2 separate regions of the Homo sapiens genome follow, and region 2 is linked to region 1. Evidence: chromatin contacts called from ENCODE Hi-C or POLR2A ChIA-PET data. All regions are on one chromosome and are shown on one strand. Each heading gives the region's core, a stretch centred on a gene start or an enhancer-like site at or near the end of the contact. The rest is flanking DNA. Distances are from core to core; before and after follow the strand shown. Region 1 holds the start of CD44 (CD44 molecule (IN blood group)). Region 2 holds the start of PRR5L (proline rich 5 like).

Region 1 (6,630 bases), core at 1,868-4,367:
GCTGGGTCAAATGGTATTTCTAGTTCTAGATCCCTGAGGAATCGCCACACTGACTTCCACAATGGTTGAACCCTAAAACTTAAAGTATAATAATAATTAAAAAAAAAGATCCCCTCACCCACAGAGACAAGGAGATGCATGTGCATGAAGGACTCATCCCCCCTGGCCTCCACCAAGGGCCACTTTCTTCCTCCTGCACAAGACCCCGAATTCAAGATATCTGTTCCCCAACTCAGAGTTTCTGGGTCCAATGTCACTTAACTACATTTGGCCATTTCTCCACTTTTTGCTTTCCCATACAAAGACTGGACTCCTCCTCAAAGCCTTGCTCCTTTCCAAAGTTTCCTCGTGGTTGTCCAGAGTCCACCACTCCCCAGAATGGGGCAACAAGAGCTCCTTTCCTTCCCCTTTCCTCCTTCTCCCCTTCGCCACCCACACCATGCCCAGCCCCAAGCCCTCTGACAAAGTCATGTCTCCTTTCCAAGTCCCAGTTCCTGCCAAACAACTTTACAAGCACATGAAAGCGAGGGCCGGGGCAGTTATTGCTACTGGCACTTCATTGTACTTCCTCTAAATGATGCTGCGCAAAGGGGCCGTGGAAACACGGGGCAGGAGGGAGACTGCGGGTCTCTGGGAGAACCTCAAGGGTTAGGACAGTGCCAAATATTTGGAAGTGGGGCCTTTTAGAAGGAACGGGGAGACAGGTTGGAAGGAGTCAGGAGTCAGAATGCCCAAAGACAAAGCAGAAGATGGCACTGGTAGGTAACATACAAATAAACTTCCCTAGAGACTATAGGGAAACCACCAGGGCCCTCTTCTTTCAGGCCAGGCCCAGGGCTCTCCCTGATCTCCAGCTTGACTCTTCTCTCCCATCCTGAATGTTTCCACTTTTCAAGGGCTTATTTGAGCTCCAGTCCCTTTTGGAACTTTCCCTAAGGCCTAGAGTCCACCAAAATCCTTCCCTCCCTGAAATCCTTCCAAGTTCGTCCATCTTATACAGTCTAACATATTCTAAGCCTAGGCTTTGGAGCTCAGTGGAGCTGGGTTTCCATCCAGCACTGCTCCTGGCTATGTGAATGCCAGCAAGTCACTTAACGTCTCTAAGCATCAGTTTTCCTCCTGTCAAACAGGCCTGATAACAGGAAGCTTCTTACTAGGCCATTGTGAGGGTAGAATGAGATAACACATGGAAAATATTTAACATAATGCCTGGCACAGTGAAAATATACAGTAAATGGTAGCTAGCACTGTATTCATTTTTTTTTTTTTAACAGAGTCACGCTTTGTCACCCAGGCTGGAGTGCAATGGCATAATCTTGGTTCACTGCAACCTTCACCTCCTAGGTTCAAGCAATTCTCCTGCCTCAGCGTCCCAAGCAGCTGGGACTACAGGTGTGCACCACCACACCCTGCTAATTTTTGTATTTTTTGTAAAGATGGGGTTTCACCATGTTGGCCAAGGCTGGTCTCAAACTCCTGACCTTGGGTAATTTGCTGCCTCAGCCTCCCAAAGTCCTAGGATTACAGGCATGGGCCACCATGACAGGCTGTGTTGTTGCTATCATTATTATTATTATTTCAGCTTCAGTAGTATAAATCCTAGATCCCCAAATCCCCACCTAGCAAAGACCTCTCACTCACACAGAAAGGGAGATGCATATGCACAGAGAACTCATCCTGCCTAGCCTCCACCTAGGGTCACTTTCTTCCTACTGCAGAAAGTAGGAAGATAGAGAAAGCAGAAAGTAATTCAAGATACTTTATACTGGGTACTCAATCTAAACTACCTGGGTGAGACTGTGTGTTTCAATTTCTCAGTACTCCCGTGGAACTGGGTTAATAAATATTTGCTGAGTAGAATTTACTGCATGCAGGCTGAGCTGTCTTAATGACCCAGCTGGCACTTCTTAAAAGAAAGATTAATTTTGGCCAGCGATAAGCAAATCGGCCATGTAATTATCTGTACATACATAGACAAAGAAAGAGAATGCTTGGAGTTGAGCCGTGCTAGAATATACCTTACACGCAGCCCCTCCCCTCCATAGCCACCACAAAGCACTGACCCTGTTTGGATGAGATATTGGAGCCCTAGCTCCAGGGTCCCTGATGTTGCCCTGGTATCAAGGCTCTTCTCTCTGCTCTGAGGCTGCCAGGCAGGGAATATAAGCCACCTTACTGTTGAGATTTCCCCACACTGATTGGCAGAAGCAGGAGGTGGTGAGGACCAAGCAGCTGGTCCAGTGGTTGCCTCTCATATTCATGCTCCCTATCCCAGGCTGGAATCTCATGGAGACCCAAGACCTCACCGCAGAGCTGGTTCAAGCTTCCACAGCGCTAAGGTGGCAGTGACACTGCGGACTGTAAGCTTTGGAACAAGGCTCAGTGGGGAGCTGGGAGAACCCAGGACCCCTTTCTGGAAAACCCATTGCCAGCTAGTCTCACACTTGGAATTGTGATCCCTTCTGTGACCACCTTGATAACAGCCACTCGCCCTGTTCCAGCCCCAGTCTCTGCCCCGCCCAGCTCTGCCCTGCCTAGACACAGCCCGGTGGGGCTTGGCGAGCCCTTGGGCACAGGAGCCTGTTAGTCCAGACAACGACTGTGCGCATCCGGGAGAACGGTTACTTTCTGCCATGTGCTGCAGCTCTAGCGACCTCGCCCAAAACTGCGCGCCGGCAGCCTGCCCAACAAACTTTCTTCTCTTTCTCTTTTTCTTTCAACCAAATGGTGCTTCCACAGACACATTCTCCAACGGTTTAGCGCAAATCCCAGCCCTGCTTTCCGGAGCCCAATGCACTTCGCAGACAGCTCACTTGACTCCAGTCCCCCAGGGCCGACTCAGCCGGAGGGGCTGCCGCCGGGTCCGCGCTGAGCACCCCGCACCCATCTTGCTGCCCAGGCTGCGGCGGGCACTCACCGATCTGCGCCAGGCTCAGCGGCACGAGGCAGAGTCCCCAGGCTGCGTGCCACCAAAACTTGTCCATGGTGTCCGGAGCGAACGGAGGGCGCGGGCGAAAGGAGCTGGAGGATCCCTGGGCGCGGGGCAGGGGCCGGCGGAGGACGGGACGAGGATGGCGGACCGAACCTGGCAGAGGCTGGGGTCCGCTGGGCAATGAGGCTGCCTCGGAAGTTGGCTGCAGTTTTTATTCGAGGTTGAAAACAGTGACCTAAGACGGAGGGAGGGAGCGAGCGAAGGACACACCCAAGCAAGGGGGGCTGTGACTAAGCAGCCCGCAGAGGTTTTAAGAAGTAGCAGCCCTCCCGGGCGGGCCCCTCTGCCCCCGCCCCGTGCTCTGCTGAGGCTGTAAATAATCGGGGCTGCCAGGGACGTGGGTCGGGGAACCTGGAGTGTCGCGGGGTGCCTGTGCCTCCGAGCCCCACTGGCCCCTGCGCCCAGAGACGCACTGGCTTTCTTCTCCCGCTGGCCCCGCGGCGTCAGGACAGAGGATGACCGAACCGTAAAACCTTGCACCATTGGGTTCAGCCTTTGGCCTCTCCTTTCCCGCTAAATTTCTCTGAATCCGGCTGGAGCAAGATCTCTGGGTTTCACAGGATGTTGGATATCCTGGGAGAGGAGCTGGAGAGAGGGCGAGGTCTTGCCCTGGGTGGCGCAGTGCCTCCGTGCCCACAGTGGGGAGTGAGGGGTGGGGAGTTGGTGAATCTTCCAAGTGGAAAGAGGGAGAGCTCATTCTTTTTCCCCTCAATAACAAGTCCACATGGCTTGAATGAATTTTAGCTTCTTGGCAGAACAGCTCAGGGAAAGCTACTGATGGCCTGTCATAGGGCTGGCATTTGGCTCAGCTAACCCATGTGTTCAAGCCAGTGTGAATGGGCACCTCTCTCCACACACATGCTCATTCATCCTCCTAAATATCCTTCCATCCGCCCATCCATCTATCCACCCATCTTTCCTTATGTCCTTCTGGGGCTCTCACATCCATCCATCCTCCTGTCCATCCACTAACCACTTAGGTCCATCTATCATCCCACTCATTCATTCATCCAACCACACACCTTTTAATTTATTCAACCACCTATTCTTCTATTCATCTTCCCATACAACTTCTCATCCATCATTCCACACTTCCTTTTTCACATCTCTTCATAAAACCACAACCATCCACCATCCTCTTCTCCACCCATCCACCCACATATCTGTTTATTGATATATCCACTCATTTCCCATCTGTCCAAGATCAACATATCCACCTATCATTTTATCCATTCTCTCATCCACCCATACGTTCATCTATTATTTTTGCCCCCATTATCCTCCTTTCTGTGTAAACATTAATTCATTTTCTCCCATCTTTCCTACCCAGCAGATCTTAAAGAGAGGAAGAGTTTGTAATATTCTTCAGGGGAAGCCTTTTGAGATTGAAATATCATACTTTGAATGATAACTCTATATCTATCTATAATATACTATGGTTTAATGTTTGGAAATCAAACGCAGTATTTATTTGTCATGTGAACTACTAAAAGTAAATCTGCATGGACTTCTTGCCTGGTGAGTTACACAGAAAATGAAAGTGATTATCAGTGGCTGTGGCAAGATGAAAGGAACCATGCCAGGACTTCTGAGGGAAGGTAAGATTTTGTTATTTATTTCAAGAAATTGAAAAGTTGAGAGAAATGCACCCAGCCATCCCCCTATGCATTCATTCATCAGACATGTAATGAGTGTTGTGGGGTATCGAGGTAAATAAGACCTGGCGCTATCTTCAGAGCCCTCACCCTCTGGTACGGAATAAAACTCACAAGCAGGCCATTACCATGCAAGGTGAAATATGCTGCAAAATGTGTGTGTTTGGGGTGCTACCATTCCTAGAGAAGGGAGTCACACTCTCTCCTGGAGAACACCAGGCAGTCTTCACAGGGGAAGTGATATTTGAGGCAGGCCTCAAAGGAAAAGGAGGAGGAATTCTTCAGATGAAACTACAGGGACAAGTAAGTCATCCACAGGCAGTACAGTGTAGTGACGAACAGCATGGATTCAGGAGCTAGAACACCTAGATCCAAACCCTATTATGGCTGCTTCTTAGTTGTGTGACCTTGCCTAAGGCAATTAGCTCAATTTGCTCAAGTATAAAATGGGCTTAATAATAGTATCTATTATTACTATTACAATTCTATTACTTCATAGAATTGGTGAGGATTAAATGACTCAAAAGCCCTGCATGTATTAAGCCGTAGATTTATGTCTACATATGCATGCAGTAAGCACTTTAAATAAGTGTTTGCTATCATTACTAAAAGCAAAATTGTGTTTGAGCATAGAAAAGTGAAAGAACATGGCTTGTCCAGAGAATAGAGAGCAATGTGAGCTGATCTGAACATAGATCAGATGAAGGGGCTGGGGGAAGATAGCAGACATGAGGTTACAGGTATGGGGACTACAAGGTGTAAGCTATGCCAGGGAGTTTGAACTTGACCCTGTAGGAAATAAGGAGGCAACGTACTTAGTTAAAATTATTATCATTGTTATGTTAAAATATGCATAACATAAAATTTACCATTTCACCCATTTAAAAGTGTTTATAGCAGTGACGTGTAGTACTTTAACAATATTGTGCAACCACTACCACTGTCTAGTCCGGTATAAATTTTTCAGTTGTGGAGATTCTGTTTGACTAAAGACTACTCCTCTTGCATTTTCAGGAAGAGTGTTTGGGACTGAAAAATCCTTGTCTGGATCTAGTCCTCAGCCACTCAGAAGCTGGCATGCCATGACTCAAAGAGCCGCCCGTCTGGAATGAAGACAGTGACCCGTAACTCCCACCTGAAGAGCAGGTGCTTGGAAAATGCTGCCAGTCCGCAGGAAAAAGTTGTTACTGCTGCTGTCTGTGACCAAGAGGACACTTTATTTCTTGAAACAACTGGGGGCAAACTGGCTCCCAGATAAGGCTTCAGTCCCTACTCATGTGAGGAAACCAGCCCTGGTAGGTTCCATGCACAAGAATACAGGACAAGGAGCAGCTTTTTTCACCTCATGCAACCTCCAGGGATTTCAGCTTCCTTTTCTTGGAGCAAGAAAGTGAAGTGACGTGGGGAGTCACTAGGAACAATGTCTGTCTTACTGTGTTTCATGGAACCTGGAGGTTCCTTAGAGACCCCTCAGAAGCAGACCTAGTGGTCAGAGTAAAAGCTGAGGAGTAAGCTGTGCCTCTCCCTCCCCAGGCCCCATCCCAACCACAGAAGTTCCACTTGCATCAGTTTTATATACCAGACTATTGCATGAAATTACATTTTGACAGATGATTATTCTTAAAAAATATATAAAAACCAACAAACTAGGCCATATCAAGTCCTGGTCCCTTCTCCATTAGTGCAGTAAACAATTCCACCAAGGAAAATATAGGTGTGAAAGTGCTTTGCAAACTGTAGAAGGGCATGCAAATTCTAGGGGCTGTAATTAGGATTATTCTCCCCAGAAGCGGGGATTATTTTGTTTGCTTGCTTCCCGATAGTTTGGTGAGGGACTGAGGTCATTTGCCCCCATACCACAAATGACTCATTTCAAATAACAGACCTGGTGACTTACTGAGTCAAGGTCCACCTTTGGGAATTCCTGGATCACCTCTTTGAGCTCCCCTCTCATCCACTTTCCATTCTAAAGACACCCTGCCC
Region 2 (6,392 bases), core at 131-2,630, 1.2 Mb before region 1:
CATTGTGTTCCTGTGGTACCCTTACCTCCCATCAATGCGCTTGCTACTTTGTATTTTCCAGTTTTTACTACAAAATATTTCACACAGAAAAGCCAAAAGCACAGTGCAATAACAGTACAGTAAACTCCCATATACTCCCAACAATTGGTAACGTTTTGCCATATTTGCACATTCTCTTTCTGTCTCTCCTTCTCTCCCTCTGTATTTATTTGTTTCCAAGTAAATTACAGACATCATGATATTTCACTCCTAAATATTCCAGCTTGCATCTCCCCAAAAGAAAAAAAGATGAGGGGGTATTCTCCCACCTAAAACACAATAATTTCATCACACCTTAAAAAATTAATAATTCTCTAATATCACTGAATGCTTGGTCTACATTCAAATTTTCCCAGTCATTTTCCAATTCTCTCTTAGGGTCTTCCTGCTCCATTGCATTTGAATTGCTCTTTCATTGGCCCAAGGGCTCTGTAAGGAATGGAAGGTGTCCCCTCTGCTCTCCTCTCCCAGCACGCAGCTCAGGGCAGCCCCTCCGTATGTTTATTAAAAGAAAGGACAACACCCCGACCCCCCATGCCCCACTTCCTCCAGCTGGGAAGGGTCCTCGGCCCCCTACACACACACTGACCCATCATGGCATAGCATCCCTTCTGTAGTTCAAGTCAGAAACCTGAAAGACATTCTAGACCAACCCCTCCCTCAGGTGGCTGCCACTCTCTCCAGCTTAACCCCTCCCCATTCCCATGATCTCAGCCAGGGCTTCGGTTCTGCCCTTCATCTTCCCTCACCCCTCTCCCTGAGCCTTGACGCCTCTGATGCTCAAGTGTGTCCCCGTCCTGCCTCAGAGTTCCCTCTAAAAGACAAACCCACTCTGGTCACAACTCTGCTTCAGACCCTTCTGTGGCCCTCCCAGGGCCCAACCTGCCTACCAAGTTCCAATTTGGAAGCTCCTCCACCTTCTTCCTCCTCCCTCTTCTGACCCCTGCCCTCCCTTGACCCCGGCCTGTGCTTGAGCAGTTCAAAACCATCCATAGATCTCCAAGCACACCATGCTTTTCCATGCCTCCATGCCCTCTCCCTGAATCGCCCGCTTCCAGTGCTTTACCTTTCTCTGAGAACTGGAGAGAAGCTCAGACATCATTTTTCCCAGGGCCCATTCAATGACCTGCCCTTTCCTGGCAGAGAGCCCACAAAAGTCTTGGGCACAATAAATGTTTGTTAAATAATTGCTGAGTGGGTGAACAGAAATATCATCCTCCCCTTCCTCACTGGACGGAGACAGCTGCAGCTCCAGCCCATCCCAGGCCTGTGCCCTGGGCCCCAACTTCAGCCCGGCCCAGCCCAGCCCAGCTCTGCACGGCTGCCAGATGAACCTGACACAGCCTTGGCAGGCAGCCTCTGAACCACTGCCAGGCCCATATGTAGCTTTCCCTTTCCTAAGGAAGAATGGGCAATGACAGGCTTGGGCTTCTTTATTTGTAAAGAAAATAATTAAAAATCTAAACAAAAAAGAGGATTTTTTTTTTCTTTTAAATAGCTTCATATTCGGAAGTCATCTTTAGGTTAAGTACCTCCTGGGAGCTAGAAGGTGAGATGATATGGCCCCTTCTGCCTTGAATAAAATTCTCAGAATGCAATATTGCTGATATAGTTTGAATGTTTGTCTCCTCTAAATCTCATGTTGAAATGAGATTGCCAGCATTGGAGGTGGGGTCTAGTGGGACATGTTTGGGTCACGGGGGCAGATCTTTCATGAATGACTTGGTGCTGCCCTGGTGATAATGGAGTGAGTTCTTACCCTGTAAGTTCACAAGAAAGCTGGTCATTTAAAAAGAGCCTGGCACTCTCTTGCACCCTTTCTCACCGTGTGACATGCTCCCCCCTCACCTTCTGCCATGAGTAAAACTCCCTGAGGCCTCACCAAAAGCTGAGCAGATGCAAGTGCCATGCTTGTACAGCCTGCAGAAACGTGAGCCAAATAAACCTCTTTTCTTTAAAAATTACCCAGTCTCAGGTATTCCTTTACAGCAACACAAAACAGACTAACAGAATTGCTTTTATGCATTTCTACAAAAAAAAAAGATATTTCACTTGTACTTCATTATTCTGCTGATTAAATTATAGTGGGGCAGGGATGGAGGACTTTCAAGCAGTCAAAGACTTTCCTGGGTACACAGAGCTCATCTCACAACATACTTAAGAAAGCTCCTGATGCACCTGTCACTCCTGTTGCCAGCCCCTGCATCACAAGTGGTGCAAGCAGCGATGAAGTGTTTGTCGTTGTTGTTGTTGTTGTTGTTTACCTTTATAGTTTTCTGCTAAGAAGAAAACATTTTAGCAGCACAGACCAAACTCCAGTAGGTAAAAGCTCTAAGAAGCCTGGATGATGAAGGCCCAGAGAAGTAAATAATGAAGTGGGTTAAAGCTTGAATCTCTACTCCCCTCCCCGCCACTCGCTGAATAATCTCTTTTGGGTGAATTCGTTAACCTTTCTGAGCTCCAGATTCCTCTTCCATATGCAGAAGAACTCCTAGGGTTCTTTATGAAAACTAAATGAGATGCTATTTGTGTAGCAGGATGTAAAAATGACTATGGTCTCAGTTCAGGTATTGCCAAGGACAAAAGACATGTTTCAAAGTGAGCTGTGACACTGAGGCCATCATGCAGGGCTGACAAAAGAAGTGGCACGAAACTGGTTTCCCTCTTAACTGACCATCTTCAGCCCACAAAGAAAGCTGGGTGAGAAGAACAGTTGGTGGTGTAGAGGAGGAATTTTGGAGAAAGCAATAGGAGCACTCCAAGTCCCAATTGCCCACTACCCACCCTCCAAGATTGGCCTCCAAGATGCTGTGTCCCTGGAGGTTGACTGTCACTGAGGGCTGATGTCTGAATCATGTCTGTGAATCCCAAAATACAAGAGAGATGGAGTGATCAGCTGGAGTGGAGAGAACGTGGTAGCTTTGGATTTCCTGGGATAATGAAACGAGCATTTTCCATAAGCCAGAGATGTACTGTGGCCAACCTCTGGGATGTGTAGGTCCTTCTGACAAGGACCACCAGGAGGAATGGAAATTTACCTTCAGAGAAAAGCTGACAGCACTTGTTGTGGCCTCAACTATCCTCCCAAAATTTATATGATGAAGCCCTAACCCCCAGGACCTTAGAATGTGACTGCATTTAGAAGCAGGACCTTTAAAAATGTGATTAAGTTAAAATGAACCCCTTAGGGTAGGCCTTAATCCTCTCTGACTGCTGTCCTTATAAGAAGAGGACATTTGCACATGCCAAGAGACACCAGGAATGCACACACAGAGGAAAGACCATGTGAGAACTCAGTGAGAAGGTGGCCATCCACAAGCCAAGGACAGAGACCTCAGGAGAAAACAAACCTTCCAACACCTTGATCTTGGACTTTTAACCTCCAGAACTGGGAGAAAATTAAGTTCTGTTGTTTAAGCCCGGGGCCCCCAACTCCCGGGCCATGGACCAGTACTGGTCTGTGGTCTGTTAGGAACCAGGCCACACAGCAGGGACAGAGAGAGCACGAAGCTTCATCCATATTTACAGCTGCTCCCAATCATTCACATTACCACCTGAGCTCCACCTCCTGTCAGATCAGCAGCAGCATTAGATTCTCATAGGAGCACAAACCCTATTGTGAACTGCGCATGTGAGGGGTCTAGTTTGCATGCTCCTTATGAGAATCTAATGCCTGATGATCTGTCACTGGTTCCCATCACCCCCATATGGGACTGTCTAATTGGAGGAAAACAAGTTTAGGGCTCCCACTGATTCTACACTGTGGTGAATTGTGTAATTATTTCATTATATATTACAATGTAATAATAATATAAATAAGGTTCTCAATAAATGTAATGCACTTGAATCATCCTGAAACCATCCCTACCCTGGTCTGTGGAAAAAAGTGTCATCTACAAAACTGGTCTCTGGTACCAAAAAAATTGGGGACTGCTGGTTTAAGCCCCTCAGTCTGTGATATTTTGTCATGGCAGTCCCAGCAAACTAATACGGCACTGCTTAGATGCCAGGGAACTAAGGAAGGAGTCTTATTAGGCAACCAGCTTCAAGGGACCAGCAACTCAGAGATCCCCAAAGATGAGAAATAATGGTGCTCTCTGAAGTATCCACAAGATTGTGCCTAGAGAGAAAGAACTAGGTTTACACACCCACCAGAACCTGCCACTGAAATGCCAGCTTGCCACAGCATTAACCAAGTACGGACTTCCAGCTCCTTTCCTGCCTCTTCTCTTTTCCCCTTCCCCCTGCCAGGAGTCAGAATCATCAGTAAGCCAGAGGAGAGAAGGATGGAAGCTTAACGTGGGAAATGAGAAGCCAACCACAGACCCCCTTTCCAAGCTGCAGGCCCCACTGGAGGAGGGAGAAAAGTCTCCACTGGGAACCAAATTCAAAGATCTGGCTGATTCCCTGGGACTGGACATCCCAATTGCTGAATGAGGCTGTGCTGGAACTAAAAGCGACTTAAGAACTTTTGATTCCTGAAGGGGGCCCATAAGAGTTGTGGACCTACCTTAATTTTCATCCCAGGGCAAGGGAAGAGGGAGGACCTGCTGAAAAAAATTAGGGACAATGATAGGCAAAAATAAAGTTTGCTTCCATAATATACCATGAGTCCTGTGTATTTGACGTATGTTCTCTTACATATGAGGCAACTTAGCCTGGTCTCTGGCCAAAAAAGAGATACCACTCATTGAGCAATTCTTACCCTTTCAAATTCCTTCACTGTCGTCATTGAGCAATTCCATCTTCTTCAAGCAAGACAAAAGCTGATGCCAATAGAAAAATCATTTAAAATAAACAAACGAAAAAATTCCTTAAGCTGTCAACTTGGGTGCAGATGTTCTATGAAGCCAGAAACTGAATGTCACCCTCTATACACCATGACCTAGAGAAGCAGAATAACTCCAGACCAGCAGGGCTGGGCGGGTCTAAGATTCCCATACTACTTAAGAGAAAACTGAATTCAAATCCAGGCTCTGCCATTTAACAACTGTGTGACCCCGGGTGAATGACTTAAATTATCCGTACTTCAATTTCCTCATCCATAAAATAGAGATCATAAAGTATCTATCTGATGAAATAGCTGCAAAACAGTTAGAATGCTGCCTGGCACAGGGCAAAGGACTCACAATACACATAGCTATCATCATATATCATTGCCTCTCAAAGTGAAATATTGTGATGACCTTGGTTTATTAGCAGGATGTTGTAAAAAAAAATGCTTTACAAGGGGCATGATGACGAAAAGCGCAGATTCTAGAACCCGACTCCCTGGGTTTGAAAGAAGCAAGAATCTGAGGCATGTTGTATAAGGGTTTGCTATCATTACTATTCATTCAATGAGAGACATACAGTAATAGGTATACATATGCAATACATAGAGAAAGAGCTTAGTACTAGCAGCTATTATTAAGGCAACAGCCACCTCAGTAAATCTACATGGGCCATGAAGACCCTGGTCACCCAGAGATATCAGAGGCACTGAACAGGGCCAGACAGACAGAGGGTATTTTTCTAACTGGGAGGCTGCTGAACTTGACCTCTGTTGCTTTTCATTATTTATTTAACAGCAGATGGTGGCTTTCAAGAAAATCGGATGTCTTGAAGCCAGAAACCCATCCTCCTTGGGCTGGATACTCAGCCATCCCCTGCAACCCCACCCCCTAGCCCCAAGCTCTCATTGTCTCTCTTGTGTTACCTGGTCTGGTTTCTTCTTCCAGGGCAGGTCCCACCTTGCTGGGGAGAGGTGAATGACCATGGCCTTCCAGCCTCCCGAGAAGGGGATGTTCCAACGGGCGCAGAGATCTCTGGGCCTGGCTTGCCACTCACTGACCTGGGGCCTGAAGACTGACAGAGAAGCAGGCAGAAAATATAAAAAGCTGATACCCCCTGCAGGAAATCATTGTTTAGCCCATTCCAGACTAAAAAAACAAGTGCAACATTGGAGAAAGGAGGGTAAAGTGTCATTCGGGGCCATTGTTACAGCGGCTGCTCTGTGTGGTGGGGAAACAAAGCAGGCCTGTGTATGTGAGGACAATGCTGTTGTGTTACTAGCTGCTTCTGTGTTACTCCTGGGGACAGGAGGATGAGAAACGAGGCCACAGTGTCTTCCCTGGTGGACTTCACTCATCATAGTAGCCAGGCCAATCAGAGCTGGGAGAGGAATTTTGGACATTTAGCCCATGGCATTATGTAATAAGGGTCAGGGGACGTGCCTTCAGGTGTGACCACCTGCCTCTTTGTTAGTCTTCTATACATGAGAGATCACAAATGTCCCTCTCCTTTTCTCTTACTTGCTTTCAGAAACTTACCCCAAGTTAGAGCTGAAAAGAATGAGACATATCATTTCTCTA

What was found. A loop is a pair of places that touch in the nucleus more often than their neighbours do. ChIA-PET counts read pairs that join two places held with the same protein, here RNA polymerase II (POLR2A).
Region 2: a map of sciatic nerve shows a loop between it and region 1 (6-fold over the local background). The contact joins the enhancer-like site here to the promoter of CD44 in region 1. A Hi-C loop is called at or near these places in 1 of 168 maps with a recorded cell type or tissue (sciatic nerve). POLR2A ChIA-PET finds 5 or more read pairs at or near these places in 1 of 52 experiments (Panc1).

The regions. Positions count from the first base shown.
Region 1 is chr11:35,135,658-35,142,287 of GRCh38, reverse strand. It overlaps CD44 (CD44 molecule (IN blood group)), which reads right to left and starts at 3,117. Exons shown (of 18, transcript NM_000610.4): 1 at 2,918-3,117. The coding sequence starts at 2,984. CD44-DT (CD44 divergent transcript) reads left to right here and starts at 4,256. Exons shown (of 3, transcript NR_120528.1): 1 at 4,256-4,590; 2 at 5,662-5,942. RefSeq lists enhancers at 1,720-2,220, 3,388-3,952 and a silencer at 3,408-3,477.
Region 2 is chr11:36,295,784-36,302,175 of GRCh38, reverse strand. PRR5L (proline rich 5 like) reads right to left here and starts at 5,888. Exons shown (of 9, transcript NM_001160167.2): 1 at 5,738-5,888. Within about 2 kb of position 1,380, at least 2 of the 41 ENCODE cell types and tissues checked have a DNase peak (open chromatin) inside an H3K27ac peak, as active enhancers do.